3 separate regions of the Homo sapiens genome follow, and regions 1 and 2 are each linked to region 3. The links are chromatin loops, found by intact Hi-C in ENCODE. Cell type or tissue: IMR-90. All regions are shown on one strand. Links, peaks and the distances in the headings refer to the core of each region. The heading gives the core; the rest is flanking DNA. Region 1 overlaps ST20-MTHFS (ST20-MTHFS readthrough). Region 2 has its middle 40 kb from the start of BCL2A1. Region 3 overlaps FAH (fumarylacetoacetate hydrolase).

The links. A loop is a pair of places that touch in the nucleus more often than their neighbours do. Peaks named below come from ENCODE experiments on the same cell type or tissue, not always from the same donor. Only the 100,000 strongest peaks of a DNase experiment are listed, where the experiment ranks them.
Region 1: it touches region 3 in a loop (9-fold over the local background); 18 of 110 quality-filtered maps call a loop at or near these places.
Region 2: it touches region 3 in a loop (25-fold over the local background); 2 of 110 quality-filtered maps call a loop at or near these places.

Annotation. Positions count from the first base shown.
Region 1 is chr15:79,848,582-79,859,429 of GRCh38, reverse strand. The region is part of intron 3 of ST20-MTHFS (ST20-MTHFS readthrough); the gene reads left to right. All of the region lies in intron 2 of MTHFS (methenyltetrahydrofolate synthetase), which reads left to right. Among named protein-coding and RNA genes, the nearest start is that of MTHFS, 43 kb to the left of the region's middle. RefSeq lists an enhancer at 5,222-5,723. In IMR-90, for the core only: CTCF peaks have their summits at 5,744 (motif pointing right) and 9,449 (motif pointing right); a DNase peak (open chromatin) is centred at 5,769.
Region 2 is chr15:80,006,007-80,016,854 of GRCh38, reverse strand. No RefSeq gene overlaps it. Among named protein-coding and RNA genes, the nearest start is that of BCL2A1, 40 kb to the right of the region's middle. RefSeq lists enhancers at 6,531-6,590, 8,553-8,722. In IMR-90, for the core only: no CTCF peak of the experiment used is centred there; a DNase peak (open chromatin) is centred at 5,684; H3K27ac peaks cover 818 bases.
Region 3 is chr15:80,168,785-80,177,670 of GRCh38, reverse strand. It overlaps FAH (fumarylacetoacetate hydrolase), which reads right to left. Exons shown (of 14, transcript NM_000137.4): 8 at 5,423-5,522; 9 at 4,527-4,657; 10 at 2,580-2,655; 11 at 88-134. Among named protein-coding and RNA genes, the nearest start is that of FAH, 20 kb to the right of the region's middle. In IMR-90, for the core only: a CTCF peak has its summit at 4,162; a DNase peak (open chromatin) is centred at 3,150; H3K27ac peaks cover 775 bases.

The DNA.
Region 1 (10,848 bases), core at 1,462-9,461, 320 kb after region 3:
GTGTGTATCTGGATGTTTTTGTCTTTTCCAAACTATCTGTGGAATCTGCCTATTTTGGCACTAGTGCCATAGTATTTTGATGAATATAGATGTATAATGGCTGTTCAATGGATTTTAATACCTGGTGGGATGAGTCCTGCCCCATTATTCTACTTTGAAAAATTTAGCTGACTATTCTAAATTTATTTTTTAAGATTAACTGTAAAAGAATTTTGTTAGTTTCTTTTCCAAAATCCCCTTGAGAGCTTGATTGGAATTGTGTTGAATTTGTAGATTAATTTGGGGGAAATGGATTTCTGTGCAATATTCAGTCTTCTTCAGGAATATGGTGTGCCTCCCCATTTATTCCAGGACTTTGCTGTGTTCCTTTGTAAATGCTTTTGCTTCTAGTCATGTTGTTACTGCACTGGTCCTGTTAAGTATATTGTTAAGTGTATTCCGGATCAGTTTATATTTGTTGTTCTTACAAATAGAAATTTGTCCATTGTGTTGTTAAGCTGGTTATTTTTGTCATATAGGAAAGCGTAGGAGCATAGGCCCAAATTTCCAAATGGAAACAGACGTTTCTGAAGTAATTTTAAAGTTATTTTCTTCACAATTTTCTTAAGTTTGATAAAATAAAATATTAGAAGATATAATTTCATAAGAAACTTGCATCTTTGATAACATGTTTTCAAAACAAAGTATTCAAGACTAGGTTTTTAAAGGCTATTTATGAGATGGATTGAATAGTTTTCTTAATTTCCAGCAGATGTCAGTGTTTTACAAATTTATTGTTAGTCCACAGAGACAGATTTGTCTTCAGTCTCCCAATTTCTGTATCCTTTAGTTATTTAATTGGCACATAGGGGATTATCTGAATTGGAAGGGATTTGAAGATCATCTAAGTCAGTTTTTCATTTTGTAGATAAGAGAACAGGCCTAGGTGGGAAATGACTTGTCCGAAGTCACACAAACAGAGGAGGGCTAAAACCCAGGTGTTCTTGTTTCCAAAAGACTTTTCCTTTCTGAAAGACTCATCCTTTCGTGGTTGATACAATAGGCCACCTCCCTAGTGAGGTTTTCCTGTGTTTAACTCCCTTCTCAAGGGAATACAACTTCCTTCCTTTGTACCTATTACCTTGGAACTTACATTATTCTACCCCTTATTACTATTATTTAATAATCTCTTTACAGACAACTGATTAGATGCATTTTTAGCTGACCAGGTTGTTAGGTCCTAGAGGGCATGAATAGTAACTTATCTCTGTGTTATCTGTAGTTCCTTGGGCAGGGCCTTCCATAAAGTGAGTCATTAGTAATGACTATTGATTTGAATCCATTAAATTTTGATTCAAACTTTTTTCTGCTCTTTTCCTGTAAAGCTGTTTTAGAAGGTTTTAGAGAGGATTATGTTTTTTTTTTTTTTTTTTTTGAGATGGAGTCTCGCTCTGTCACCCAGGCTGGAGTGCAGTGGCGCAATCTTGGCCCACTGCAACCTCTGCCTCCTGGGTTCAAGCAATTCTCCTGTCTCAGCCTCTTGAGTAACTGGGATTACAGGCACGCGCCACCATGCCCAGCTAATTTTTGTATTTTTAGTAGAGACGGGGGTTTCACCGTGTTGGTCAGACTGGTCTCGAACTCCTGACCTCGTGATCTGTCTTGGCCTCCCAAAGTGCTGGGATTACAGGCGTGAGCCACTGTGCCCAGCCGGATTTTGGGTTTTAAGAGCAAGTTTCTCCCCCACCAGAAGAGGACTTATTGAAGCAGATAACAAGGCTAGTTGCAGTGAAAAGGCACTTGGAACTAACTGGAAAAGCACATTATATAAAATCCATGTACTATTATTTCAAAGTAATAGGTTACTTTATCATAGACTTGCTGTAATAGAATTTGTTCTAGATGGCACAAGGCTCATATTAGCTGGGCTATGAGTCCTCTTAGGCATGCAAGAAGAGAGCAAGCTGAAGAAATATAATGTACTGTGTAATTTTATTTTAGTTAAATATACTGAACCAGAGAGGTTGCAGGACTTTCAAGTGCTCATTTAACAGTTCAGTAAAAAAATGGTGAAAGACAGGAAGAAGTTTCCATTTTACTAAACTCTTAAGGCTTGGAAATCATACTGTGCAATAATTAATTAAGAATAGTGGGCCAGGCACGGTGGCTCATGCCTGTAATCGCAGCACTTTGGGAGGCCGAGGTGAGTGGATCACCTGAGGATCAGGAGTTCGAGACCAGCCTGGCCAACATGATGAAACCCCATCTCTACTAAAAAAATATAAAAATTAGCTGGGCGTGGTGGTGCATGCCTGTAATCCCAGCTACTTGGGAGGCTGAGGCAGGAGAATGGCTTGAACCCGGGAGGCGGAGGTTGCAGTGAGCCGAGATCGTGCTACTGTACTCCAGCCTGGGCAACAAGAGCGAAACTCTGTCTCAAAAAAAAAAAAAAAGTGACTTTGCGAGCTCATCTTCTAAAAACTGAGAAAAATAGAAATAGCTCCAAAACACCGTTGTATTTCTGTATCTGAAGAAATTGTTCTTCACTGCTTTTAAGAGTAAGCTAGACTTTTTTTTCTTGAGTACACCCTCACATGAATGTGAGCATAGGATGGACTGCCCTCTAGACTCTTCCCTAAATGCCTAATTTCTTTCTTTCTTTCTTTCTTTTTTTGTTGTGGTAAGGAAACACATAACAAAATTTACCATCTTAACCATTTTAAAGGTACAGTTCAGGAGTGTTAAGTATATTCACATTGCTGTGCAACAGATCTCCAGAATTTTTCATATTGCATATCTGAAAATCTATACCCATTAAACAGTTCTTCTTTCCCCCCTTTCTTCAGCCTCTGGTAACCACCATTCTACTTTCTGATTCTATGGGTTTGACTGCTTTCAAGACTTCATTTAATTAGGATCATATAATGTTTGTTTTTTTGTGTGTGTGACTGACTTAATTTATTTCTTGATTGAATCACACAGATAAACAAGGTATTGTCCTTAAATTCTCAGAGTCACTAAGCTTTGATTCTAAAGAGATCTGAGATATTGAATCTATAAATAACTTAAATTTACAAGAAGAAAACAAACACATTAAAAAAGTAGGCAAAGACATGTGCAGATACTTTTCGAAAGAAGACATATACATGGCCAAGAAGCATATGAAAAAATGCTGAAATTTTTTCATCATAAGAGAAATACAAGTCAAAACCACAGTGAGCTACCATCTCATACCAGTCAGAATGGCTATTGGTAAAAAGTCAAAAAATAACAAATGCTGGTGAGATTGTGGAGAAAAGGGAACGCTTATGCATTGCTGGTGGAAGTGTAAATTAGTTCAGCCATTGTGGGAAGCAACGTGATGATCCCACAAAGAACTAAAGACAGAATTACCATTCGACCCAGCAATCCCAGTATTGAGTCTATACTCAAAGGAATATAAATCGTTCAACCATAAAGACACATACTCACATATGTTCATTGCAGGACTATTCATAATAGCAAAGACATGGAATCAGCCTAAATGCCCATCAATAGTGGACTGAATAAAGAAAATATGGTACATATATACTATAGAATATTATGCAGTTATAAAAAAGAGTGAGATCATGTCCTTTGCGGCAACATGGTTGGAGCTGGAGGGTATTATCCTAAGCAAACCAACAGAAGAACAGAAAACCAAATACTGCGTGTTCTCACTTATAAGTGGGAGCTAAATGATGAGAACACATGGAAGAAAGAGGGGAACAGCAGACACTGAGGCCTCCTTGAGGATGGGGAGTGGGAGAAGGGAAAGGATCAGAAAAAGTACCTATTGGGTACTATACTTAGTACCTGGGTGATGAAATAATCTGTACACCAAACCCCTGTGACATGAGTTTACTTGTATAACAAACCTGCACATGTACCCCTGAACCTAAAATGAAAGTTAATAAAAAAGTTATTGAAAAGTTCCATCCACCCATTTTACAGATGAGTAAAATCAGACAAGCAGAGGTTGCCTACAGTTAGTGAAAAATAATAGGAAGTTCTAATGTCTTCTCTGTTTCATTTTTAGGTCCATCTGATTATCAACAACTCAGATGCCAAATAAATATAATATTTAGAAATGCCATTTATATTAAGCTACTGCTGATGTGGATCCTATTTTCTGCAGAGCATTTTTACATATCTGCAGTAAAGAGAGTTTAAATTATATTTTTTTCCAGTAAGTTTTATTTTTGTCAGTATCTGCTAAGATAGGATAAGCTGATGTATAGATTTTTTTTTGTTAAAAACCTTATGGCAGAAGCTGTAAAGTAGGGATTGGCAGGGTGCTTTTTCTGCAGAGGGCCAGATAGTAAATATCTGGGGCTTTGTAGTCCATACAGTGTCTGTTGCAGTGATTCAATTCTGCTGTTTTAGTGTGAAGACAGAGCATGGCTGTGTCCTATTGAAACTTTATGTACAAAATCATACAGTGGACCAGATTTGACTTGCAGGCTATAGTTTGCAAACCCCAGTGGTAAAGTATTGGGACACCATTCCCACTTTTCAGTCTGCAGCAACCTAGCTTGCTTCTTTCATATACAATTGTAGTTGTTTATGGTGATGGTGATGATGATGTTGATTAAGAAAATAATGTAAATCAAATTACTATTATCTGTTGACATGATTTTAGAGTTATTTTCTAGACAACGTAGTAGGCTTAAGATATAAAAAACATACTTAAGAAAATAGCATGTTTGAAGTACCTCTTCAAAAAGAAGACTGGAAATTTTTCTGCATATTGTTAAAAATATTTTTTTCTAAAGGAAAATAGCTTTGTTCTTATAAAGATAAGACATAAAGAATAAATTAAAAATAAGCCCAAATCTCCAAGCCAGGAGTAACCACTGATAATAACCATATTTTGGTCTTTTGCTAGGTGATTTTGGTTGGCCACCTCTAGATCCACTGTCTATCTTTTCTACTTGCTTAGTGGCAAGGAAGACCAGCCTCTGTGGACTACATCAGCAGGCAGCAATGAAGACCAGAGGCTGCAGGGTGTTACCCCTCGCCCCCAGTGCACATCCACACTCCAGTCAGGCAGCCTTCTCATCGCAGCTATGCGGGTTCTTATAACCATGCCCTCCCCAGCCCTTCCCCTTGCACCTTCAGGCCAAGTTGTTGGTACAGTCAGCTACCCCAGGGACTGTACCATCTCTCTTGCTTTCTCTAAGCATCTCCATCTCTTTATTAATCTTTTCTAGTTTCCCTAGTTTGAGTGTGCCTTCTGTCCCTCACCATGGCCCTGACCTGACTGGTACAGACGCTGCATCCAGTTTGACTGATTCCACCACCAAGGCAAATAAGCAGCGCTCTCCCTGTCTGCTTTAATTTCGTAGGGAAAGAACAAAGAGCTTCCACACTTCACTAGAGCTACACTACCATTCACATTCCCAGGCCTGCATTTCCTAGCTGTATGACTTTGGGCAAATTACATCATCTTGTTGGGAAGATTAAATTAAGTCATGTTTGCAAAGAGCTTAGCACAGTGTCTAGCACACAGCTGAATGTGCTGAAAGAAATTATAAAAGAGCAACTTCATTTTTCTTGGTTTGTAAACAGATACACCTCAAAGGAGCCTTTTAAAGAGAAAGGCTATTTCTAACAGAGGAATGCTTTCCTATCACACGTGTTTCGGAGACTGTATTTCAGTGAGCCATCACGGCTCCTGCTCTGCCTAAGGCTTGAGCAGTTTCTTACGGACCGCTCTGCATGTTTCTAGCTGACAGGAGGTGGCAGTAGAGAGCTAGGCCCACCCTTGCACATGGTTTGGGCTGATAGGAAATCTGCATGATAGCTCTTGTAGTGTTAGTATTATGACTCAAGAAATAACTTTCAGAGTCAACAGAAGGAGGATAGGCATTATTCATATCCCCAAGTATAATACAGCTAGAATTTATTGAACACTTACTAGAGTTTTATCTCCTTTATTTAGTCCCTCTAAAATAGCATTATTTTTATCTGAAGAAGAAATTGGGTTTCAAAGAGAATTTCAGTAACTTTACTAATGTTTCTTAGCTAGTAATGGTTGTTATGGGATTCAAACCTGGGCAGTCTCTGTAAAAGCCTGCACAGATAACTGCTGTGCAGGACTGCCTCCAAGGCTCTTGTCCTTGATGTTTGTGTTTAAAAAATATAAGGATGATATTTTTTAAAATTTGGTTCCATATGCACATGATAAAAATGTAAACCATATAGAAGAGTACTATGAAAGTGTAAAATAGTCTTCTCATCCAAGTCTCCTGTTCTTTAATACTTTGTTTCAGAGGTAGCCACTCTTCTTTCGTATCCTTCCTGAGATATCCTTATAGGGGTGAACCTGTATTATGGGTAGAAGGATTGGTTTCTATAACCCATTTTATCTTGACTCCTGGCCTCTTGTCCTTGATATTTTTCTAGGCTCTTTGGATTAGGTAGGAGGAAAGTGCTGCTGTGAGATCTTCAGCAGCCAAGTCACTAAATATTATCCACATTTCTTATTAGCTTTTTCAGCTTTACTTAGAAGAGTCTAAATTCCTGTCACCTCCTGCTTCCTTCATTTAAACACATAGTGTTCATAAGATTGAGTGAAAGCCTTGAACCCATAATACACTTGGGTTTTAAATATAAGATGCACACAGATTGTCTTATATTCTGAATACCTCAGTAACTGATTAGCAGAATGACCCGTGTCATCCAGGGATACTAGGAGAAGGGCCACCTTACATGGTGTTGGTACTTATTTCTAATGCTTTTGTGACAAATATGGTCGCTGTATTCTGGTGCAAATGTTAGTATCTGTGTTAAAAGAAAGAATTTTATAGTAAGAATGCAGAAGTGATCAATTATGGTGGTCATGTCTTTAATAGATGATTCTCACTACGGTGTGTTTGATTCAGTGTGAATATTCCCAGATGGCCAAAATAGGTTGTGACCATTCATAGCAGAAAGAGTGAAGGTATGTTTACAATGTAATTTTTAAAAATTAACAGTCTATAATAATAGGTGGCTCAGTTAACTCCTCCTTAAGTATGTTATAGATTTGCAGGGAACCATGTTTTTTAAAAACCCAATTTTTGTATATAATCAGAAGTTGAATATATTTTATTACTGCAGTCATGTAAATGGTTTTGTTTATTGCCTTGTATGTGCTGTACTGTTTTATATGAAGAGTGATTCAAGGAGGTTGTGCTTCAGTCTGTTCTTTCTAAGGCAATCATAATGAGTTCAAAACATATGGTATTGATTTTTGACAGTTCTGCCTCAAGAGCTATCATGAATTATTGGTTCTGTATTTTATTTTAGGATTTCAGCTTCTTCATGTTTTAGAAGCATGTTTGATGGAAGTACCTGTGTCTCTCTGTAATCAGCCACGTGGCCTGAGGAGTAGGCATGCAGCAGTTGATTAAGTTGACATTTGGTATTAATAGCTTAGAGACTCTTTACATCATAATATGCTTATCCATTCTAGATTTTAGGTGAAGGTAATTTTGATGATGTTTCATAGCTAATAAGTGGTAGTGCTGGATTCAGACCCAGGCAGCCTGTCTAGAATCCTACACACTTAACCCCTCTCCTGTACTACCTCTAAGATGCTTGGCCTTGTTGTGTTTCCTCCATACCTTTACTTAATCTCATTTGTATCTTTTGGTAATAGGAACCATGTATATTATCCATCTGGAACAGCAAGCCCTCAGCTTCACCTCTTATGAGCTGAGTCTCTTATGAGTTGAATGACTTTAGGGAGTAATTTGACCTCTCTGAGCATCAGTTTATTCTTTTGTGAAATGGGGATAATAGTTCCCACCCTCCTGCCTCCCTAGGTAGATGTACTGACCAGCTGGTTTTATTCATCCTTCTCTTTCCAGGATATGGCATCTTGGCTGACACATCGTAGGCGCTTTACAAATGTTAGTTTCTGTGCTCTCCTTCTCTTCTAGAAGCAGGACTTTGGTTAAGAGTTAGGTATCTCACAGGATAATCTGAACAAGTCACTCCTTGGATATAGTCAGGAAGCTAAAATAAATACAGCAAGGGGACTACTCATTATATCCCTTATATCCTTCACTGTCATTCTTTTTTTCACGGTAAACAGAACTGAGCTCAAATTCTCTGGGGAAAGACAAAAGCTCTGTTCCTAGAAGGAAGGGAGAAGGATTCCTACTACTTAATGGACCACAGGCATTCTTACAGTATAGGATAAGAGCTGGTCACACCAAACTGCATGGACTGGGAGGACTCAATGGAAGTTTAAGATTTGTGATATTATGATTGTTATGATAAATAAGTTAACAAAAAGAGTAGAAAACCCTTACAGGAATGAAAAACAATGTCGCAGGAGCAAAGGTGTGCAGATAGGAAGGTGCCCACATACCTCTTGGGCTCTAACACTTATTTTCAGCCTTCTTTTCAGTATTACAGTAAAGACAGTCCACTAGCTGAACTGATTATATTCTGAAAAGCTCAGGACAGGGAGTCTGAGTTCAGGACATCTTAGGAGGTGTCAGGGGCCCAGGCTACCTCGCTGCCAGAATTAATAAGAATGTTTTGTACGGTGAACTGAATCCTCAGAGCCTAATACTTCTGTCTCAGGAAGTAGAGGCATTTATAGAATCTTACTTCTTCATTTTTTTTCGAGGCCTACTACCTAGGCTTTTTTCCTGGTCAACGAAGATTCTGCAGCTCAGCATCTGTCCCCATCTCTCCACTTATATTATCCTTGCCCCGGTGATTCCCTAGTTGCCAAATCTAATAGATATTTTTGTGTCCTTACCTTACTTGTCCATTCTGCCACATTTGACACTGCGTCTACTTCTCTCTCCCTGAAACTCTCTTTCCTTATGTTCTATGATGGGGGTTATCACATTGCAGCCCCACAGGCCAAATCTGGCCCTCCACCTGTTTTTGTAAATAACATGTTATCAGGACACAGCCACACTCATTCATTTACATTTGTCTTTGGCTGCTTTCATACTACACAGCAGAGTTATGTTCTAACAGAGACCCTAAGGCCTGCAAAGCCTAAATTATTTACTCTCTGGTCTTTTGTAGGAAAAATGTGCTAATCTGCATTCTATAACCTCATTCTCCCCTGGTTTTCTTCCTCTTTTTTTGGCTCTGCTGAACCCCTTTGCTGAGAGAACATGTAAGAGCCAGTTCTAAGGTAAGATTGTAAAAGCTCTGGTCAAAAAATACTTGAAATATTGGAGAAACTATACCCCTTTCCCTGCTACCTGGTTCAAGAAATAGTGCCTGAGATTTCTTTTTAAAAAAATAGAAAGGTATCCTAATAAATACAATTGTTGTGAACAGATATGTTGCATTATCTAATACAGTTTTCATGACCAGCTCCATTTTACGGATGAGAAAACAAATGGAAGCACAGAGATTGCAGTAGCTTTCCTATGATCACACAGCTAAGAAATAGCCTGAGGGCCCATGCCCCTAATCACCACATCAGACTGCCTCCAGAGGGCACTGCTGTTTCAGAGCCAGCACCAAATGAAAAGACGGAAGATGTTTTTGAGCAAATAAATGCAGTATGTGGGGTTGGGTGAGTTTTCCAAAGGTTAGCTTTGTAGTTTTGGAATGCAAGATCACATTGGAAAGGTAGCGAAGCCTGGAGAAAAACACTCAACAAACCATGACTCTGCAGAACAATCTTATGACATCTAGAGAGCTCTGTGCCCACTAACACAGAATGTGAAGCAAGTGCACACAGGATTAAAATCAGAGCAGGTTGGCTCTTGCACATTGCACTGTCAGTGGACGCTATTAATGAGTCTTTGGCGATTTGAAAACAGAGCAATGCCAGAGGCATATGCAGAACTGTGCACGGACTAAGGTTTTTCTTCTGTCTCCCCTATTGAATTCTGACCTTGTGGTGTGTGAAGGTGTCTCTGGTGTCTACCTCTATTAGTGGGACCAGTGTGTGTGAGGGAAGCTTGTTGAGCCTCTGCATGATTTTTAAGCCCCACTGAGCTGTCACCTTTGAGGAGGAAAAACATCCAGCATAGTGTTCCCAAAGTGTGAGGAGCCCCAGGGGTGTGTGTGGGGTGGGTGATGCATGTGGGGATGGTGGTAAGGCACAGGAAGAGCTTCAAGGATGACAACAAATAAAGTCAAGCAAAGAATACATGATGTGTTTCAGGGAAAACACTTGGATTTAACAAGTAGCAGAAGTGGGAGAAGACTAGGAAGTATATCTTAAGGACCTGAGGCCAGGAGCAACCTGTGATCCCCGTGGTTGAAGGGAGCAGCAGGAACAGTTCTGTGGGCAGGGCTACAACAACAACACCGCATGTACGATGTAAGGACCTCCACCTAGGAAGGGCTGTTTCCGAGCCTTAGTTACCTGGGAATCCAAAACCATTCTCGTCTTGCTTCTCAAGTGTAAAACTCATTTTGAAAAAGCAGCCATACAAAGTTATATTTTTATTATTTTATTTTATTTTTTTGCCTCTTTGAGCCAAATTTATGTACTTCGGAATTATTAAAATAGAGGATGTCATGCTAGGATTGATCCATTCTGCAGGCAAAATATTCATTTTTCAGGGTTTCTTTGGCCTAAAATTCTATTAAAATCCAAGGATGAAAGAGGAATTGGAAAAATTATGGCCCTCAAAGAAATTTTCTGTCCAGTGAGGGAGACAGAGACGTGTACCATCAACTGTGGTACAAGGTAGACTTCAGTGAGAGCTGTGATCAAAGTACAGGGAGTAACAAGAAAAGAGGGAGTAGATTAACTCTCGCTCAAGGGATTTGAGAACGTTGTTTTCTTATCTCTGTTTCATTTCTTCATTCTTTTCCTCCAACTACCTAAATGTGGATGTTCCAAACTTCTGCCTTTTCTTTCTTGTGTAT
Region 2 (10,848 bases), core at 1,318-9,317, 160 kb after region 3:
CTCAGCCCTTGGGTGGTCAATGGGACTGGGTGCCCTGGAGCAGGGGGCGGCGCTCGTCGGGGAGGCTCGGGCCGCACAGGAGCCCACGGAGGGCGGGCAGGCTCAGGCATGGCAGGCGACAGGTCCCAAACCCTGCCCCGCCGGAAGGCAGCTAAGGCCGGGAGCGAAATTGAGCACAGCAGCTGCTGGCCCAGGTGCTAAGCCCCTCACTGCCCAGGGCCAGTGGGGCCCGCAGGCCGCTCGGAGTGCGGGGTCTGCCCAGCACACGCCCACCCGGAACTCACGCTGGCCCGCAAGCACAGCGCGCAGCCTCGGTACCCCCCCTGCCTCTCCTTCCACACCTCCTCACAAGCTGAGGGAGCCGGCTCCGGCCTTGGCCAGCCCAGAAAGGGGCTCCCACAGTGCAGCGGCGGGCTGAAGCGCTCCTCAAGTGCCGCCAAAGTGGGAGCCCAGGCAGAGGAGGCGCCCAGAGCGAGCGAGGGCTGTGAGGACTGCCAGCACACTGTCACCTCTCAGTGTCATACTGGAAGATCTAATAATGTAATAAGACCAGAAAAGAAAATATGTACTGATTAAGAAGGAATATTAAACTGTCTTTGCTCTCAGATGATATGATTGTTTACGTAGAAAATCTAAAAGAGCCGGGGTGGTGGCTCACACCTGTAATCCCAGCACTTTGGGAGGCCAAGGTAGGCAGATCACTTGAGGCCAGGAGTTCGAGACCAGCCTGGCCAACATGGAGAAACCCCGTCTTTTCTAAAAATACGAGAATTAGCCAGGCATGGGGGTGCATGCCTGTAATCCCAGCTACTCAGGAGGCTGAGGCACAAGAATCACTTGAACCCAGGAGGCAGAGGTTGCAGTGAGCCGGGGTTGCACCACTGCACTCCAGCCTGGGTGACAGAGTAAGACTCTGTCTCAATTTAAAAAAAAAAGAAAGAAAGAAAAAGAAAAGAAAATCCGAAAGAATAGATTAAAAAAAAAACCCCGGAGCTAATAAGTGCTTATAGCAGCTTTGCAGGATATAAGGTTAATACAAAAAAGTCAATCACTTTCCTATATACCAGCAATGAACTATTAGAATTTGAAATTAAAAACACAATATCATTTACATTAGCACCTCAAAAAATGAAATAAGTGTAAATCTAACAAAATATGCACAAGATTTATGTGAGAAAAACTATAAAACTCTGCTGAAAGAAATCAAATAACTAAATAAAATGGAGATATATTCCATAGTCATTCATAGGAAGATCCGATATTGTCAATATATTGGTTCTTGCTAACTTGATCTATAATTTCAATGCAATCCCAATGGTATAAGTTGGATGTTTGTCTCCTTTAAATCTCATGCTAAAATACTATTCCCAGTGTTGGAGGTGGGGCCTGGGAGGTGATTGGATTGTGGGGGCGGATGTCTCAAGAATGTTTTATCACTTTCCCATTGGTGAGAATTGAATTCTTGCTCAAGATCTGGTTGTTTAAAAATCTAGGCCCTCCCCCACTGGCTCACTTGCTGTTACTCTAGTCATGTTACATGCCTGCTCCCACTTCGCCTTATGCCATGATTGTAAGCTTCCTGAAGTCCTCACCAGAAGCCAAGCAGATGTTGGTGCCATGCTTTTATAGCCTGCAGAACTGTGAGCCAATTAAACCTCTTTTCTTCATAAATTACTCAGTCTGAGGTATTCCTTTACACCAAAGCAAGAATGGCCAAGTACACCCAACCAATATCCCAGCAAGTTATTTTCTGCATATTGCCAAACTGATTCTAAAATTTATATGGAGAGGCAAGAGACAGGATAGCCAACACAATATTGAAGGAGGAGAACATAGTTGGAAGACTGACATTACCCAACTTCAAGACTAATTATTAAAGCTACACTAATCAAGACAGTATGGTATTGGTGAAAGAATAGACAAATATGTCAATGGAACAGAATAGAGCCCAGAAATAGAGCCAAATAAATACAGTCAACTGACCTTTGACAAAGCGACAAAGCAATACAATGAAGCAAAGATATTGTTTTCAACAAATTGCGCTGAAGAACTGGCCAAACACTTGAAAAAACATCTAGGCAAAGATCTTACATGTTTCACAAAAATTAACTCAAAATGGATTATAGGCCCAAATGTAAAATGCAAAATCATAGAACTCCTAGAAGACAACAAGAGAAAATCTGTGTGACATTGGGTATTGGGTATTAGTTATGGTGAAGACTTTTTTACATAAAACACCAAAGGCACAACCCATGAAATAAATAATTGATAAGCTGGGATTCATTAAAATTTTAAAAGTTCTGTTCTGTGAAAGACCCTGTTAACAGAATGAGAAGACAAGCCAAGGATGCAAGAAAATATTTGCAAAAGACATAGTTGATAAACTGTTGTTATCCAAAATATACAAAGAACTCGTAAGGCTGGGTGCGGTGGCTCACGCCTATAATCCCAGCACTTCAGGAGGCTGAGGCGGGCAGATCACAGGTCAGGAGAGCAAGACCATCCTGGCCAACACAGTTAAACCCCACCTCTACTAAAAATACAAAAAATTAGCTAGGCATGGTGGCGGGCACTTGTAGTCCCAGCTACTCTGGAGGCTGAGGCAGGAGAATGGCATGAACCCTGGAGGCGGAGGTTGCAGTGAGCCAAGATTGCGCCACTGCACTCCAGCCTGGGCGACAGAGCAAGACTCTGTCTCAAAAAAAAAAAAAAAAAATAGGCTGAGTGTGGTGGCTCACACCTGTAACCCCAGCACTTTGGGAGGCCAAGGTGGGCAGATCACAAGGTCAGAAGTTTGAGACCAGCCTTGCCAACATGGTGAAATCCTGTCTCTACTAAAAATACAAAAAATTAGCTGGGCGTGGCGGTGGGCACCTGTAATCCCAGCTACTTGGGAGGCTGGGACTGGAGAATCGCTTGAACCCGGGAGGCGGAGGTTGCCATGAGACCGTGTCATTACACTCCAGCCTGGCGACAGAGCAAGACTCCATCTCAAAAAAAAAAAAAGAACTCTTAAAACTCAACCATAAGAACAAACAAACTGGTTAAAAAATGGGGAAGCAGGCTGGGTGTAGTGGCTCAGGCCTGTAATCCCAGTACTTTGGGAGGCCAAGGCTGGTGGAGGGTTTGAGGTCAGGAGTTCGAGACTAGCCTGACCAACATGCTGAAACCCCATCTCTAATAAAAATACAAAATTAGCCAGGCGTGGTGGCGCATGCCTGTAATCCCAGCTTCTCAGGAGGCTGGGGCGGGAGAATTGCTTGAACCTGGGAGGCGGAGGCGGTGAGCTGAAATTGTGCCATTGCACTCCAGCCTGGACAACAAGAGCGAAACTCTGTCTCAAAAGAAAAAAAAAAAGTTGCTGAGCTCTCTTCCAAAAGTGGCTGTACCATTTTGTATTCCCATTAGTAATGAGTGAGAGCTCCTGATGCTCCATATTCTCGCCAGCATTTGGTGTTGTCTGTGTTTTGGATTGGAGCCATTCTAATAGGTGTGTAGTGGTATCTCGTTGTTTTAATTGGTAATTCCCTTATGACAGATGTGAGCATCTTTTTATATATTTATTTGCCACCTGTATATCTTCTTTGGTGAGGTGAGGTCGAACTCCTGCCCTCAGGTGATCTGCCCATCTCGACCTCCAAAAGTGCTGGGATTACAGGCATGAGCCACCATGCCCAGCCAAGCTTGGCAATTTCTTACACAGCACAACATAGACTTATCATATGATTCGGCAATCATGCTCCTAATTTGCCCAAATGGTTAAAAACTTTGTCCACACAAAAACCTGCACATGAATGTTCGTAGCAGCTTTATTAATAATTGCCAAAACTTGGAAGCAATCAAGATGCCCTTTAATAGATGAATGGATAAATAAACTGTGATACATCTAGAAAAAATGACGTTATTTAGTAATAAAGATAAATGATTTATCAAGCCATAAAAAGATAAGAAGGGATGCTAAATATTACTAAGTGGAAGGAACCAATCTGAAAAGGCCACAGACTGTATCATTCCAACTATATGACATTCTAGAAAGGGAAAACTATGGAGCCAGTAAAGAGGTCAGTGTTTGCCAGGGGTTAGGGAGTAGGGAGGGATGAACAGGCAGAGCACAGAGGATTTTTATGGTAATGAAACTATTCTGTATAATATTATAATGATGGGTGCATGTTATTATACATTTGTCCAGACTCATAGAATGTTCAGCACCAAAAGTGAATTTAGACTTTGGGTGATAATAATGTGTCAATGTAGGTTCATCAAATGTAACAAATGTATCATCCTGGAGTGGGATGTTGTTAGTGGGAAAGGCTGTGAGGATATAAAAACAGGAAGTGAATGGTAAATTCCGTACCTTCTGTTCAATTTCGCTGAGAACCTAAACTACTAAAAAGTAAAGTCTATTTAAGAAAGAGTCAACTGACTCCCTCTCTGGCCTCTAGCTATCTTGTTCCCTGCCACCCCGGGGCATGCAGAACTAATTTTTTTGTTGCTAAACAAATGGGCTGGTTGTTTTTAAAAAGTTATTTTACTGAGGAAAAATTTACATATAATAAAATGCACCCATTTTAAATGTACCATTTAATGTGGGATTTTCTTTTTCAGCTCAATGAGTTTTGACAAGCGTAAACCCCCTGTGTAACCGCCAGCCAGCACAATCAAGATATAGAATATTTCCACCACCTCAAAAAGTTCCCTCATGCCCCTGTGCAGCCGATTCCCATACCCCAGCCCCAGAAAACCACTCATTTGCTTTCTCTGCCATTACAAGATTAGTTTTGCCTATTCAGGAAATTCATGTAAACAGGATTATGTGATAGGGAATTTTTTTGTGTCTGGCTTCTTTTACTTTAACATTATTTTAAAATATTTATTCATGTTGTTGCATGTATTAGTAAGTCATTCTTTTTTATTGTTGATTAGTATTCCACGTACGGATATACCATTTTGTTTATCCATTTTCCTGTTAATGGCATTTGAATGGGCTATTATATTTATAATAGCTTTGGGCTATTATAAATAAACTTGCTATGAAAATTTGACTAGACTTCCTTGGGTAGACATATTTTTCTCTTAAGTAGAATACTGACAGTGGAATTATGTGGTTGTATGATAAGTTTATGTTTAACTTTATAAGAAACTGCCAAACTATTTTCCAATGTGATTGTACCATTTTACACACCCACCAGCAGTGTATGAGAGTTCCAGTTCTTCTATGTCCTCGTCACACTTGGTATTATCAATCTTTTTTATTTTTGCCAGTCTAGAGGGTATTGAGAGGCAGTCTCTCAGTGCGTGTGTGTGTGTGTTTTGTTTTGTTTTTTTTAAGATGGAGTTTCGCTCTTGTTGCCCAGGCTGGAGTGCAATGGCGTGATCTCTGCTCACTGCAGCCTCTGCCTCCTGGGTTCAAGCAATTCTCTTGCCTCAGCCTTCCGAGTAGCTGGGATTACAGGTGCCCGCCACCACGCCTGGCTACCTGTTTTTGCATTTTTAGTAGAGACAGGGTTTCACCATGTTGGCCAGGGTGGTTTCGAACTCCTGGCCTCAAGTGATCCGCCCACCTTGGTCTTCCAAAGTGTCAGCATTACAGGCGTGAGCCACCGTGCCCAGCCTCTCAATGTGGTTTTAATTTACATTTCCATGTTGACTAATGATGTTGAGCTCTGTTCAGTTGCTTGTTAGTCATTTATATATCTGTTGCAAAATGCCTATTTATATCTTTTGCCCATTTTTAGAAGTTGAGTTTAAAAGTTGTCTTTTGTTACTGAGGACAAGAGTTCATTATATATTCTAAACACAAGTTCTTTGTCAGATATACAGATTTTGATTTTTTTCTCACAATCTGTGACTCATCTTGTCGTTTTCTTAACAGTATCCTTTGAATACTTTAAGTTTGATAAAACCAATTTATCTTTTTTTGTTTTATAGTTTATGAGATGGGTTGGCTTTTTTTGTAAAGTAATCAGGCTCTTCTGTCAGGAACTCGAGGGCTACTGTAAGGTAACATGAGAGAATAAGGACTTTTGGTCTACAGTGGTAAAGAAATGTGAGTAAGGAATTTGGAGGATCCTGGGGAGGCAGGAAAAATTAGGTGGAAGGTTCCAAAAGAGTGGAAACAACAATAATATCTAGTATTTATATTTATTGAGTGCTTACTATGTTTCAGGCCTTGTAGGATCTTCGCTTGTATTAACTTATGCAATCTCCACACCACTGTGGAATAGGTGCTATTATTATCCCCGTTTTGCATATAGGGAAACAGAGTGATTAAGTAACCTGCCCAAGATCATGCAACTTGTTAAGTGGCAGAGTCAGGATTCAAACCCATAAAAGTGGCTCCTTGCTTTTAACCATTACACTGGTCAAGTGGGGCTGCTGACTGTTAAGTGTCAGGCAAGTAGGCTGAAAAAAATCAGCAGGAGTATTGTTTGAGTGTCCATTGGCATCCTTCCCAGAGTACCACCCAGGTTTCTGTGCCAATGAGCTGTTCAGTCATCATCTGAGGGGGTGCCAACCTAAACCTCTGGTACTACCAAATGCAAAGCAACCTTGTGTGGCACACAAAAATACAGAACTCATACAAGAAACAGGGTGTGTCTGGCCGGGTGTGGTGGCTCACGCCAGTAGTCCCAGCGCTTTGGGGGGCCCAGGAGGGTGGATCACGAGGTCAGGAGTTCAGGACAAGCCTGGCCAAGATGGTGAAACCCTGTCTCTACTAAAAATACAAAAAATTAGCCAGGCGTGGTGGCAGGTGCCTGTAATCCCAGCTACTCAGGAGGCTGAGGCAGAGAATTGCTTGAACCCGGGAGACAGAGGTTTCAGTGAGCTGACATCGCGCCACTGCACTCCAGCCTGGGTGACAGAGCAAGACTCTGTCTCAAAAAAAAGAAAGAAAGAAAGAAAGAAAGAAACAGGGTGTGTCTGGCAGGGCATGGTGGCTCACGCCTGTAATCTCAGTACTTTGGGAAGCCGAGGCGAGTGAATCATTTGAGGTCAGGAGTTTTGAGACCAGCCTGGCTGACATGGTGAAACCCTGCCTCTACTAAAAATACAAAAATTAGCCAGGTGTGGTGGTGCATGCCTGTAATCCCAGCTCTTTGGGCGGTTGAGGCAGGAGAATTGCTTGAACCTGGGAGGTGGAGGTTGCAGTGAGCTGAAATCATGCCACTGTACTCCAGCCCGGGCAACACAGCGAGACTCCATCTCAAAAAAAAAAAAAAAAAAAGAGGCCAGGCACAGTGGCTCACACCTGTAATCCCAGCACTTTGGGAGGCTGAGGCAGGTGAATCACCAGGTCATCTCAGCACTTTCGGAGGCCAAGGCAGGTGAATCATTTGAGGTCAGGAGTGTGAGACCATCCTGGCCAACATGGTGAAACCTCATCTCTACTAAAAATACCAAAATTAGCTGGATGTGGTGGCGGGTGCCTGTAGTCCCAGCTACTTGGGAGGCTGAGGCAGGAGAATCGCTTGAACCAGGAGGTGGAGGTTGCAGTGAGCCGAGATCACGCCACTGCACCCCAGCCTGGCGACAGAGCCAGACTCTGTCTCAAAAAAAAAAAAAAAAGAAAGAAACAGAGTGTGGAGATCACAGGCCTCTGATTCTGCTTCTTGACTTGCCCCCTAGGAAGGTTCTCATGGGGTTTTATGTCTAACCTCCCACATTGTGAAGTCCATTTCCATGCCTGCTGGGACTCTCCTGCATCCTGGACATGGCACCTCTGTTTGCATCTCCTGTCTCTGGCTCTACCTCCAGCCTTTTAGTACCATTTTGGTCCTTTGGTCCTGTTTGTGCCCAGTTCTGAGGGGCCTTTATAGAAGTTCCCCATCCCACTACTCACTCCTTGTAGGTTGAGGGCTGCAAGGAGCAAGAGAATGTCGGAAGGTCCCATGCTTCCACTTCTGTAGGTTAGGTGGCTAGGTACTGTTAAAGATGTGAAAATATGATACCCAGTGAACATATTTCAAAAAGTCACTTGAAGAGACATATTTTTTTCATGTTATCTTTTAAGCTATGAGAAAAGTTTGTATATTTTGAGATTATTCTTTTTTCAGAATGTCAGGATAGTATTAGCTTCTTCTTCATTGTAGAAAAAATAGCTGTGTCGAAGCATCTGCAGATAAAGGGTTGACAATAACAGAGAGAGACTAGAAAATGGGAAGTGGGACATTTTTATTATTATTTTAGGACAGAGTCTCACTCTGTCACCCAGGCTGGAGTGCAGTGGCGTGATCTCAGCTCACTGCAACCTCCACCTCGCGGTTCAAGCGATTCTCCTGCCTCAGCCTCCTGAGTACCTGGGACTACAGATGCGTGCCACCACACCAGGCTGATGTTTTTTGCATTTTTAGTACAGATGGGGTTTCACCATGTTGTCTAGGCTGGTCTCAAACTCCTGACCTCAGGTGATCTGCCCACCTTGGCCTCCCAAAGTGCTGGGATTATAGGTGTGAGCCACTGCGCCTGGCCTGAGACATTATTATATATCACTAAAATACTACTCTCTCCAACGATATGAGGTAAATAAAACAAAAACCCCCAAGTGGTCCAAGGCTTGAAGGGTTCAAATGAGAGAGATGAGCTATTAGAAATATTAATGCAGTCAAGGGCATGATAAAATGTGACGTTAAAATGAACTTTTCATTGTACTTACCTTTGTTGAGGTGTAAGTGAGACCCCTAGGCCACAATAACCATATTTTTAAAGAAGATTTATCCTTAGTGGAAGATCTTTAACTCTCAAATGTGGACAATTTTTTTATTTAATAGTTTTGAATTACATTCCTTTTGCTATGTGGTAATTATATATGACCGAATTTCATTTGGAGCCACTTACGCCTCATTTTCCTAAATGTCATACAAAATGTGTCCATACATCAAATTAGAAAAGGCCGGCTTTTGGACTATAGTAATAATCACCTGTGGTTTTTTTCTTGTGACTTGACTGAGCATGGAGCAATTAACTCCAACTAAATGAAGCAGGTTGAAAGGGTCAGGAATCTGCAGCTAGATGTGCTCTTTGGACGCTTGGCTTGTGGAAACCAAAGAGGATGTTTGCAAATGGTGGGGGCAGTTCCAGGGGAACTACCTCTGAGAACAGCAGTGTAGCATGGACGAGGCCGCACATATCCTTGTATGCATAACATGTCTTTCTCAATATTTCAGCTAAATTCACTCACATCACACCAGTATCCTGACTTCGCAGAGCAGGGATGGAATGCATTGGCAAAAAAATTTGATGGGAGGGCAGGCGTGGCAGCTCATGCCTGTAATCCCAGCACTTTGGGAGTTGGAGGTGGGAGGATCACTTGAACTTAGAAGTTTGATATCAACCTGGTCAACACAGGGAGACCCTGTCTCTACAGAAGAAAAAAAAAAAAAAGCCTGGCACAATGGTGCATGCCTGTGGTCCCAGCTACTTGGGAGGCTGAGATCAGAGGATTGCTTGGGCCCAGGAGGCCAATGCTGCAGTGGGCCATGATTGTACCACTGTAACTCCAGCCTGGGCAACAGAGCAAGAACCTGTCTCAAGAAAAAAAAACTTTTGTTTGGACATAAAACATGATAGAATACGATATCAGCCATGCGGCTGAAGTCTGTTGTTTAGCTTATGTAACTATCACATTTTTGCTTTTATTGAATCATGATAAAGACTGGAAGCAGAGACAAATTCTGAATATTATCTTTTGCCCTGCAAGAAATGGCAGGAGTCTTTATCAGTAAGAGCACACAAGAATGGGAAGTTCGGAGCTGGCACTCGCTGGAGACCCAGGCTGAGTACACTGGTTCTAAGAAGGCTAGGGGCCAGATGGGTTTTCAGGACAGAGACTCAGGTCTCTGTGACACAGGGACGAGCAGCCAGACTGCCTTGTTGCTGAAGCCCCTCAAAGCTTCTGGAGCTCCCTAATTCTCCCAGTCTTGAAGCTTGGGACATGGGAGTTACAGAGTCTGTAGAAGAGAGTCAGAGAACCACAGGCACAGGAAAGGAGGCCAGCAGGGAGCCCAACAGGTGCTGCTGTGCTCCAGGACAAATGGTCAACACAATAGGACTTCCCACTTACTGCCCAGTACTCGTCCTCATTAGCTCACCTTCTAGCTAATTTGAATGATGTTTGTTTATATTAGTGTTCTTACTCACTGATGAAGGTGAGAGGACGTTTTCCAAGATATTCAGCCAATTCAAGAATTTTGCTGTGAAGAATTGAGATGCCAGGATGGGCCAGGCGCCGTGGCTCACGCCTGTAATCCCATCATTTTGGGAGACTGAGGCAAGTGGATCACCTGAGGTCAGGAGATTGAGACCAGCCTGGACAACATGGTGAAACCCCGACTCTACTAAAAGTACAAAATTAGCCAGGTGTGTTGGTACGTGCTTGTAGTCCCAGTTACTCGGGAGGCTGGGGCAGGAGAACTGCTTGAATCCAGGAGGCAGAGGTTGCAGTGAGCCGAGATCACACCACTGCACTCCAGCCTGGGCTATAGAGCGAGACTCCATCTCAAAAAAAAAGAGAAAGAAAGAAAAAAAAGAGATGCAAGGGTGTGGAGTGTAAGGAGGAATTGAGGAAACAACCCACCTGGACTGCCACAGGCCTTTGGCACCCAGTGTTAAGACTTTACTGCCCCTTTCAACACCATAATCAACAAAGCCTGCCTGTGAAAAATCTCAGGAGACAGTCTGATCTTTTTGTATTTTGAAGCAGCTGAGGCCTGCTCCACCTGTGAGATCACCTTATTCCACTAATGACCTTAATTGCTGAATCCTTTAAAATGCCAGTGTTGGCCCAGCCCCAGTAATGGTGATGGATGGAAGCCCGGAGCCAGTCAGTCTGCAATGTTTCAGCAACCTCAC
Region 3 (8,886 bases), core at 1-8,000:
GGAATGCTCTCCTCCTGTTCCTGCCAGGAAGAAAAGTCTCTCTTTCCCTCAATTCTAAAAAGCAGTCTGATCAGCGTCAAAGCTTACCTTAAAATTGGACTTGCATATGGTAGCCGCCTGGCTCATTCCTTCTCCTGTTGGAAAGAAAAGCAATATTGATGAAAACTTAATTCCATGCATCAGGGAGGAAAATAAAAAAAGAATTGTTCTGTGGCTGAAGCTTCCCATTGTCCAACATGATTTCACTTAGAGTCTGTGAAACAATTAGCTCCTAGGACATCAGAGCTGGGAGGTCCAGGGTTGGCCAATACATGCACACAAGTCATCACTTCCTCCTCCCACGCCTACAGCAGGCAGCATTAATTGATCACAGCACATGTTTGCTCTGAGTCCATATGTAGCCTCAGAATCCTTCTTAACACAGTGATCCTGGCACCCGCAAATCCACTAAAGATAGTGTGCCATTTGAAAGCTACTTGTGACCTTTGATCAAGGATAACCTGCTGTCCCCTCAGGAGTCCTCTGGATAGCTGGGTCATCTGTCCCCTGCCGAGCTCCTCCAGTGATGGGCAGTGTGCTACTTCACAACGTACTAAACAATATTTACTAAACATCTACTACATGCAAGGTACCGGGCTGTTGCCGTTCCACTTCTGAACAGCACTAATAAGTAGAAAGCTCCTCTGCTCCCTCAAAACCTGGCTTCCTCCCTTGGTCCTAACTTCCCCTCTGAGGTGGCACAGAACAGGTGTGCTCTTCAGCCATGCGAGGTCTGGGTCTGCCAAGGCTGCTCCTCCCCAGACCCTTTCGCCCAGATCCCAACTCAGAACATCAGAACTGCAAATGCAGGACTACATCTCTGGACACTGTGCTTTCTGGATAATCTTGTCCCTTTTCTACCAGTGGCCTCCCCCGGGCGGGCAGGTTCACCTCTAGGCAGCCAGGAATACTGAGGACAAAACCAGATAGAAAGTATACTCCAAGCACGCATTGTGGGTGGCAGGAGGCCAACCTAGAACTTGTGACACACTTGGATTGAGTCCCAGCCCTGCCATTAGCCAGGTAGGTGGCTCGGGGTGAATCCTTTTCCTCTCTGAGCCTCAGCTTCCTGACCTGGAACCTGAAAGAGCGGGCCCAGCACAGCTTCCCAGAGGGCCCTGGGCAGCCAGGAGGCTCTCTGTGACAGCTCTTTCTCCATGGAGCATCCTGCTCCCATGGCGACAGCTCCTGCAGTGTACTGCGCCTCCTGACAGGAACCACCTCATGAAGGGCCGAGACCCTGGAACTGACAGTGAGACAGACATGGCAAAGCCTGGAGTGTACAGACAGAGCAGACAGAAGAAAGAAATGGAGCTGGCCGGGCATGGTGGCTCACGCCTGTAATCCCAGCACTTTGGAAGGCCTAGGTGGGTAGACCACCTAAGGTTAGGAGTTCAAGACCATCCTGACCAACATGAAGAAACCCCATCTCTACTAAAAATACAAAATTAGCCAGGCATGGTGGCGCATGCCTGTAATCCCAGCTACACAGGAGGCTGAGGCAGAAGACTCGCTTGAACCCAGGGGCAGAGGTTGTGGTGAGCCAAGATCGCACCATTGCACTCCAGCCTGGGCAAGAAGAGTGAAACTCCATCTCGGGGGAAAAAAAAAGAAGAAAAGAAAAGAAAAAGGAATGGAATGGAGCTAAAAAGGAGATTTGGCCAGAGTGTGGCTAGGAGGTCTGTGTGTGGCCACCAGGCAAACCCTCCCCATCCGAGGGCCCCCGTTGGGATTGGAAAATGACACCTGACTCTTTCTAGGTACAGACCCTGTCCCAGACCTTTGCATGAATTGACATGTTTGGTCCTCACAACACACCATGAGGTCAACGCCGCTATTATCCCATTTCATAGATGACAAATGAGGACATGGCCAGGTTTGGCAACTTGCCCAAAGTCCCACAGCTGAGCAGCAGAGTCATGGCCTGCAGAGCCAGTCTCTTTATTACCAACGCCCCATTGGGCCTGTTCGCGGAGGCGGGCTGAGCAGCCACAGGGAGATGTGGGCCCTGTCTATGTCAGGGCTGGCCCAGGGTGGGGATCTCGGGTCTGTCTGCAAGACACTCAGGGCTGGCCCATGGTGGGAATCTGGGGTCTTGATGCGCTGGCTCTGTGTGGCCCCAGGGGCTCAGCCAAGCGAACAGACCCACAAGGACATGCTTTCAAACAGGCACTCAATGAAATGTGCCACCCACCACGGAAGTGAGGGTCAGTGGCGATATGTGAGCAGGAGCCAGGCAGCCCCTGGAGAGGCTGGGGAGGGGATTCAAGCAGAAGATGGAAGTCCCGGACTCCATCCTTTCAGCCCTACCACTGAGAGCTCAGTGACAGGGTTAATGCCCTATGGGCCCAGTTAGGTTCCCAGTGAGCACCAGGGTGTCCCCTCCCCTCCCCTCCTCTTTCCTTTAGACGAGCCACACACATCTCCAGGGCTGTAGCACGTGCCCTCACCCTTGCCAAAGCTCAGGAGCCTTCAGGACAAGGCACACAGGCACACATTGCCTCAGAGCTCCTGGCCATGTCAGTCCCCCTACAACATACCTTTCAGGTTAACAGAGAGGTTGATGTCAAATGTGTAGGGCTCGTCATGGCACAGATACGGCAGGGGCCTGGGGTCCTGAGAGGGCAAAGCACAGCACAGAGGTCACTGGCAGGTGGGCTGAGCTCACCCGGCTGGGCCCCCATACCAGCCAGGCCCCCAGCAGCACCTGCTCCCCTAGGCAGAGGGTCTGAGACAGCAGGAGCATTCCCTCTCCAGGGACCCAGCACTGTGTCCCTGGATAGCAGTAGGGGGGATCATACTGTGGGTCTCTAGGAAATGCAGCCAAGGAAGGGGCATCAGCAGGTCAAAGGTCACAGGAGCCAAACCAGAGATGTTCCTGAAAGCCACAGGAGGGGAGAGAAAGGGAAGGTGGGCAGCAGACAGGCCGAGATGGAGAACAAAGCCTGGCCTGTGAGGAAAGGCTGGGCCTGAAAGCGCATTGCAGGGCCCCTGGAAGGCAGAGGGGTCACAACAGAAGTAGACAGCCCTGGCTGGTGCTGGAGCCAGCTAGGGAGGCAGCTTGGATGGCTGGGCCAGAACGCCTGCACTCCGGCCAAAAGCAGTGTTTTCCAAAGCATGGTACATGAGTCACCCACGGGACATGAGATCGTTTTTGGTGATACTAATGGTTATGAAACAGTGTAGCTAGTGATGCCAGTAGGAATATAAAGTTCCCTTCTTAATATATTAAGTTTAAACTGGGAGCCACTCTGAAGGAAAACATTAAGTAAATAATAGTTCAGAGGGGGAATAGTAGTGTTGTACCTAAATGGTGTTGGGGAAGGGCTGGCACAGAGGAAGGCAGGCAAAACCCTGTGATGACCGACCCGGAAGAAGGCAGATGACTGGAGGACAAGCAAAGAGAGGCTGTGGCCTTGCAGCCCTAGGGAGACTAGACAAGGCCGCTGCCAGCTAGAGAGAAAGTCAAGTCCTGGCGACTGAAAATGACCAGGGTGGGCAGGGGGTGCTGTGGTAGGGAGCAGCGAGGAGAGAGCAAGGGATGAGGGTGAAAGCCCCACAGGACTTCACTAGAACTGGCTTGCAAGGAAAGACCTCAGGGTTGTTTGTAGCACAGCAAACATGAGATGACCCCAGAGGCAGAGGAGCATGGGAGAGCAGTGTGGGTGCAGGACCAGCACCGGGTGTTGGTAGAGGCCCCCAGCAAATGCGTGGTGAGATGCTCAAGCGAGGATGTGCAAATGGCTGGGAGCTCAGCCTGGATCCCCACAGGGAGGTCAGAATTGGAGAGGGGCATCGTGAGGACTCAGAGACACTGGAGAACGAGGACAGGTCACATGCCAGAAACCAAGGGGTGAGGGAATGCCAACAAGAGTGAGGGGCCACAGGAAGTCCATGCTGAAGGGGACACAAGGTCATGACACTGACTATCGGGTCACAGGTGACTCTGGCCAGGTGTTGCCAGTGATGGAGTGGGGCAGATTGCAACAGGCTGAGAAGGGAGGACTGGAACCAGGGGTCAAGGCCTAGACCCAGTGGTAGACCAAGCGGTGCCGGGAACCAGAGGCTGCAGGGACTCCCTGTTGCTGGGCTCCAAGCTGCATTCTATGAGTTGGGGTCCAGGTGGCGCCATTTGCACAGAACAAGATTTGATGGCCACCTGGGAGGTTGTGCAATGTTGGTACCTGCAGGGACTCCTCCTGCCAACTGGCCAGATCCCCCGGGTCTTGCAAGATTCTTAAGGTTACAAAATTCTGTGTTTTCTCCAAGAACTGTGCCAGGGCCAGGGAAACCACAAGGGAGAATGATGCCCTGGCTGCCTGGAAGTAATCGTGGCCAGGAACTCCCAGGCACTCTGCTGTGGGCATGCCGTGGGCACAGAGCTTCCCTCCTGATGGTCTGCATGCCTGGCATGTCCACTCAGTGGGCAAGCAGCCTCAGAGGCAGCAGGGCTGGGTTTGGGAGCTTCCTGCAGAGAATGTGCTTACCTGCTTCGGGTTGGGCACAGCAAAGGGCATGAGAGCATCCATGGGCACCACCCACGGAGAGACAGTGGTCCCAAAACTCTTCCCAAGGAATGGCCCGAGAGGGACATACTCCCACTTCTGAATGTCTCGTGCTGCAGAAGAAGGGCACAGCCAGGACTTACAAAGGCTGATCAGGGCATCTCCCAACGACCCCCTCCTGCCCTTGACCAAGGAGCAGAGACACCTAGCACTGCCATCTCCACAAAGATCAGCCCCAGTCAGGCTGCCCCAGGACAAAGGGGCAAGAGCATTCAATGCCAAGGACAGAGGTCCTTTGAGGGCACTGTGCCAGGTTACAGCAAAGAGAAGGATGACCAAACGGTGGTCAGGATATCTCCCAGGAAGGGGCTGGAAGCTCATTCTCAAACTATGAGAGAGACACTTTCTGGGGCTTATGGTGCCATCTTCCTCCCACGTATGGCAAAGGGTTGAGAGCTCAGGCTCAGAAGCTGGACTGTTTTGCTTCAAATCTTAGTTCAGCAACTAACTGAAATCTCCCTGTGCCTCAGTTCCTCATCTGTAAAATGGGAAGATAATATTGCACATACCGTGTAGGGATCAGCGGGAGAATATACGAAGGGTGTTAAGCACAGGGCCTGACACATAAGTGCTCAGTAAATATTAGTTATGATGTCAGCCGTGTCCCTAGCCACTCGAGAAAATTGGAGCTCAGAGGAGTTAAGTGAGTGGCCCGAGTTCTTAGAGCTGAAAGTCTGTTTGATACCCAGACCCCCACTCTCAGTCACTGCATCACCTGCCACTTTTGACCTGCACCAGATCTTCAGCTTCTATGAAATTGCCCCAAGTCCCCAGCCTCCTCCCCGTCATCTCTACAGGAGCAGAGCTCCAGTAATTACCACTCCAGTCGTTCATAAGGACCATTCCAAAAATGTGCTCATGGGCCTTGGAAATGGGGATCGGCTCTCCCAATCTGTTTCCAGGGCCTACAAAAAAAGCCTTACATGGGGGAGAGTTCATTAGAATCTGGAGCTGATCTGCCGCCCAGGTCACTTGTCACCTAGAGAGCAAAGGTCAGGTATTTCCAAACTCCAGCCATGGACCAGGACTGCCACAGGGGCCTGGCATGAATCCACTGTGTTTCTAAGTCAGAGGTCAGATGGACGCCTCAGGAAAGCAGAGTGCAGTGGTGTGCCCTGCCCCCGCCATCGGCCTTCCTTCCACTCCCCTGAGCTCCAAAGCAGCCTCCCCTCCCTTCAGTGCATCCCAGGCCACTCTGCTCTTTCCTCTTCATCCCATACAGCCTTTGCCTTTCAAGACTTGACAGCCACATGAGGCTTGTAAAACTGAAACTATCAGGGTTTGTATTCATGTCATGAAAAACCAGGCCAGGCACTGTGGCTCACGTCTATAATCTCAGCACTTTGGGAGGCTGAGGTGGAAGGATCACTTGAGCCTCGGAGTTTGAGACAAGCCTGAGCAACATAGTGAGACCCCACCTCTACAAAAAATAAACAAAATTAGCCAGGCATGGTGGCACATGTCCGCAGTCCCAGCTACTTGGGAGGCTTATGTGGGAAGATTGCTTGAGCCAGGGAGGTCAAGGCTGCAGCAGGCCGAGATCACGCCACGGCACTCCAGCCTGGGTGACAGAGCAAGACCCTGTCTCAAAAAATAAAAAAATAAAATAAATAAAAATTTTCATTGCTCAATTCCCACCTATGAGTGAGAACATGCAGTGTTTGGTTTTTTGTCCTTGCAATAGTTTGCTGAGAATGATGGTTTCCAGTTTCATCCATGTCCCTACAAAGGACATGAACTCATCATTTTTTATGGCTGCATAGTATTCCATGGTGTATATGTGCCACATTTTCTTAATCCAGTCTGTTGTGGGGTGGGGGGAAGAGGGAGGGATAGCATTAGGAGATATACCTAATGCTAAATGACGACTTAATGGGTGCAGCACGCCAACATGGCACATGTATACATATGTAACAAACCTGCACGTTGTGCACATGTACCCTAAAACTTAAAGTATAATAATAATAAAATTTAAAAATAAAAATAAAAAATAAAAAATAAATTTTTTTAATGAAAAATGAAAAACCAAAAGACTGCCTCCTTCATGCAGCAAATAGTACCAGAGAGAGCACACCCCACGGCCTCTAACCCCTATCTGTCATCCCACTACCTCTAAAGAAAAACAGCACCAACGTGATGTCCATGAACCAGCAGACTAGCCAGGCATCATTAGAAAGAAAAATTTGGGAAAATCTCTTTGAAAAACATAGACTCAGCCATGACATTTGCAAAACTTAGTCACCATTTTATTTGTTCTGTGACAATAGTTAAACATTGCAAATTTTTCATCAAGATGAAAAAAAGAACCCAAAAGCACTAGTCCAGGTGACCTGGGCTCTCTGCCCCAACCATTTCTCCACATGCTGACTCTCTGTCTTTTCTCTCTCCCTCTCAACAGGTGAAGTGTCTGCCTGCAGAGTCCTTAGTTCTCCCAGAGAGAAGACCATGGCCCCAAACCAGGGCTCAGATGCCCTGCTCTGATGAATCTCAGCTGGGGGTCCTCCTCCCGCAGTCTCACATAGTACCCTTGCTAAGGCAGGAGGAGGCAGAGGGCTGGCAGGGAATGCCCTGCTATCCACGGGCTATTCGGCAGTGCCCACTCATTTCCCTCCTCTGGACTGAATCCAGAGAAATCACAGGGAAGCCCAGGAGAGACAGGGAGCTCCAGAAAAGCAGACGGGCCTTTCAGCCTGCCTCCACCAACCAGGGCTTCCCACTGTCTCAGCCTGACTCGGTGGCCCCATGACAGCTTCTTCTACACCATCAGTGATGAGGCACTCAGAGCTTCCTGAGGCAACGCCTAAAACTGTAGGTGCTGACTATGGGAAAGCCCCCTCCATCTGCCTGTCTGCATTTCCCACACGGAGACTGACTCCAACCTTGGGCATCAGACAACCCAGCAGATGCTGAAGACCCTGCCAGGTCCCCGGAGCGCTGCCTCCCCCAGGTCAGCTCCTCCTTTCCATCACTTCCCTGGTCCCCTCACCTTGGGGGCTGCCCAGATTTCAGTGTCCCCTCTGAAAAATGGGCAGCATGAGGGATCCTCAGGTGGTGGGACCGACTGTATCAACATCAACATCCAGGTTGTGATAGAGCACCATGGTTACGAAGGATGTTGCCACTGGGGGAGACTGTGTGAAGGGTATTGGGATCTCTGTACTATTTCTCACAACTGCATGTGAGTCTACAATGACCTCAAAATAAAAAGTTTAATTTAAAAAAGTGTGCAGCCCTGGCCGAGCGCGGTGGCTCATGCCTGTAATCCAAGCACTTTGGGAGGCCGAGGCAGGTGGATCACGAGGTCAGGAGATCGAGACCATCCTGGCTAACATGGTGAAACCCTGTCTCTACTAAAAATACAAAAAATTAGCCAGGCATGGTGGAAGGTGCCTGTGGTCCCAGCTATTCGGGAGGCTGAGGCAGGAGAATGGTGTGAACCCAGGAGGCGGAGCTTGCAGTGAGCCGAGATAGTGCCACTGCACTCCAGCCTGGGTGACAGAGTGAGACTCCATCTCAGAAAAACAAAACAAAACAAAACAAAACAAAAAACAAATAAAAAAGTATGCAGCCTAAAGTGACCACAGTTCTGAGGTTGTATGGGCCCAGCCATGGGGCTGATACACTTGACTCTTGTCACTCGTGGTAATTATTATTTTTGGGTTTTTGTTTTTTGTTTTTTGTTTTGAGACAGAGTCTCGCTCTGTCACCCAGGCTGGAGTGTGGTGGCGCGATCTCAGCTCACTGCAACCTCCGCCTCCTCAGTTCAAGCGATTCTCCTGCCCCAGCCTCCCAAGTAGCTGGGATTACAGGCACCCACCACCATCCCCAGCTAATTTTTGTATTTTTAGTAGAGACGGGGTTTCACCATGTTGGCCAGGCTGGTATTGAACTCCTGACCTCAGGTGATCCATCCACCTCAGCCTCCCAAAGTGCTGGGATTACAGGTGTGAGCCACCACACCCGGCCAGGTAATTATTTTTTATAAAGTCACCATGAACACAGAATTAGCAAATATAGAATGACTTCCTAGAGGAAACACAGGATTAGGTTCCTTCAAGCCTTTGGTCAGAAAATTTTTATCAACTAATCAAAACCTAACTATATAGCCTGTTTTATGTGTGTTTCTGCTTAAAAATGCTTTATGTAATATATTTTGTTGATTCATGAACATTGAGCTGAGGCAGCAGCACTGTAACTTGCCTGAACAAAGCTTACTAACACGCATATTCTCTCCATAAGGCACGTCACAGTCTTCCTGTGCTAGGGACACTAGACGGCACTT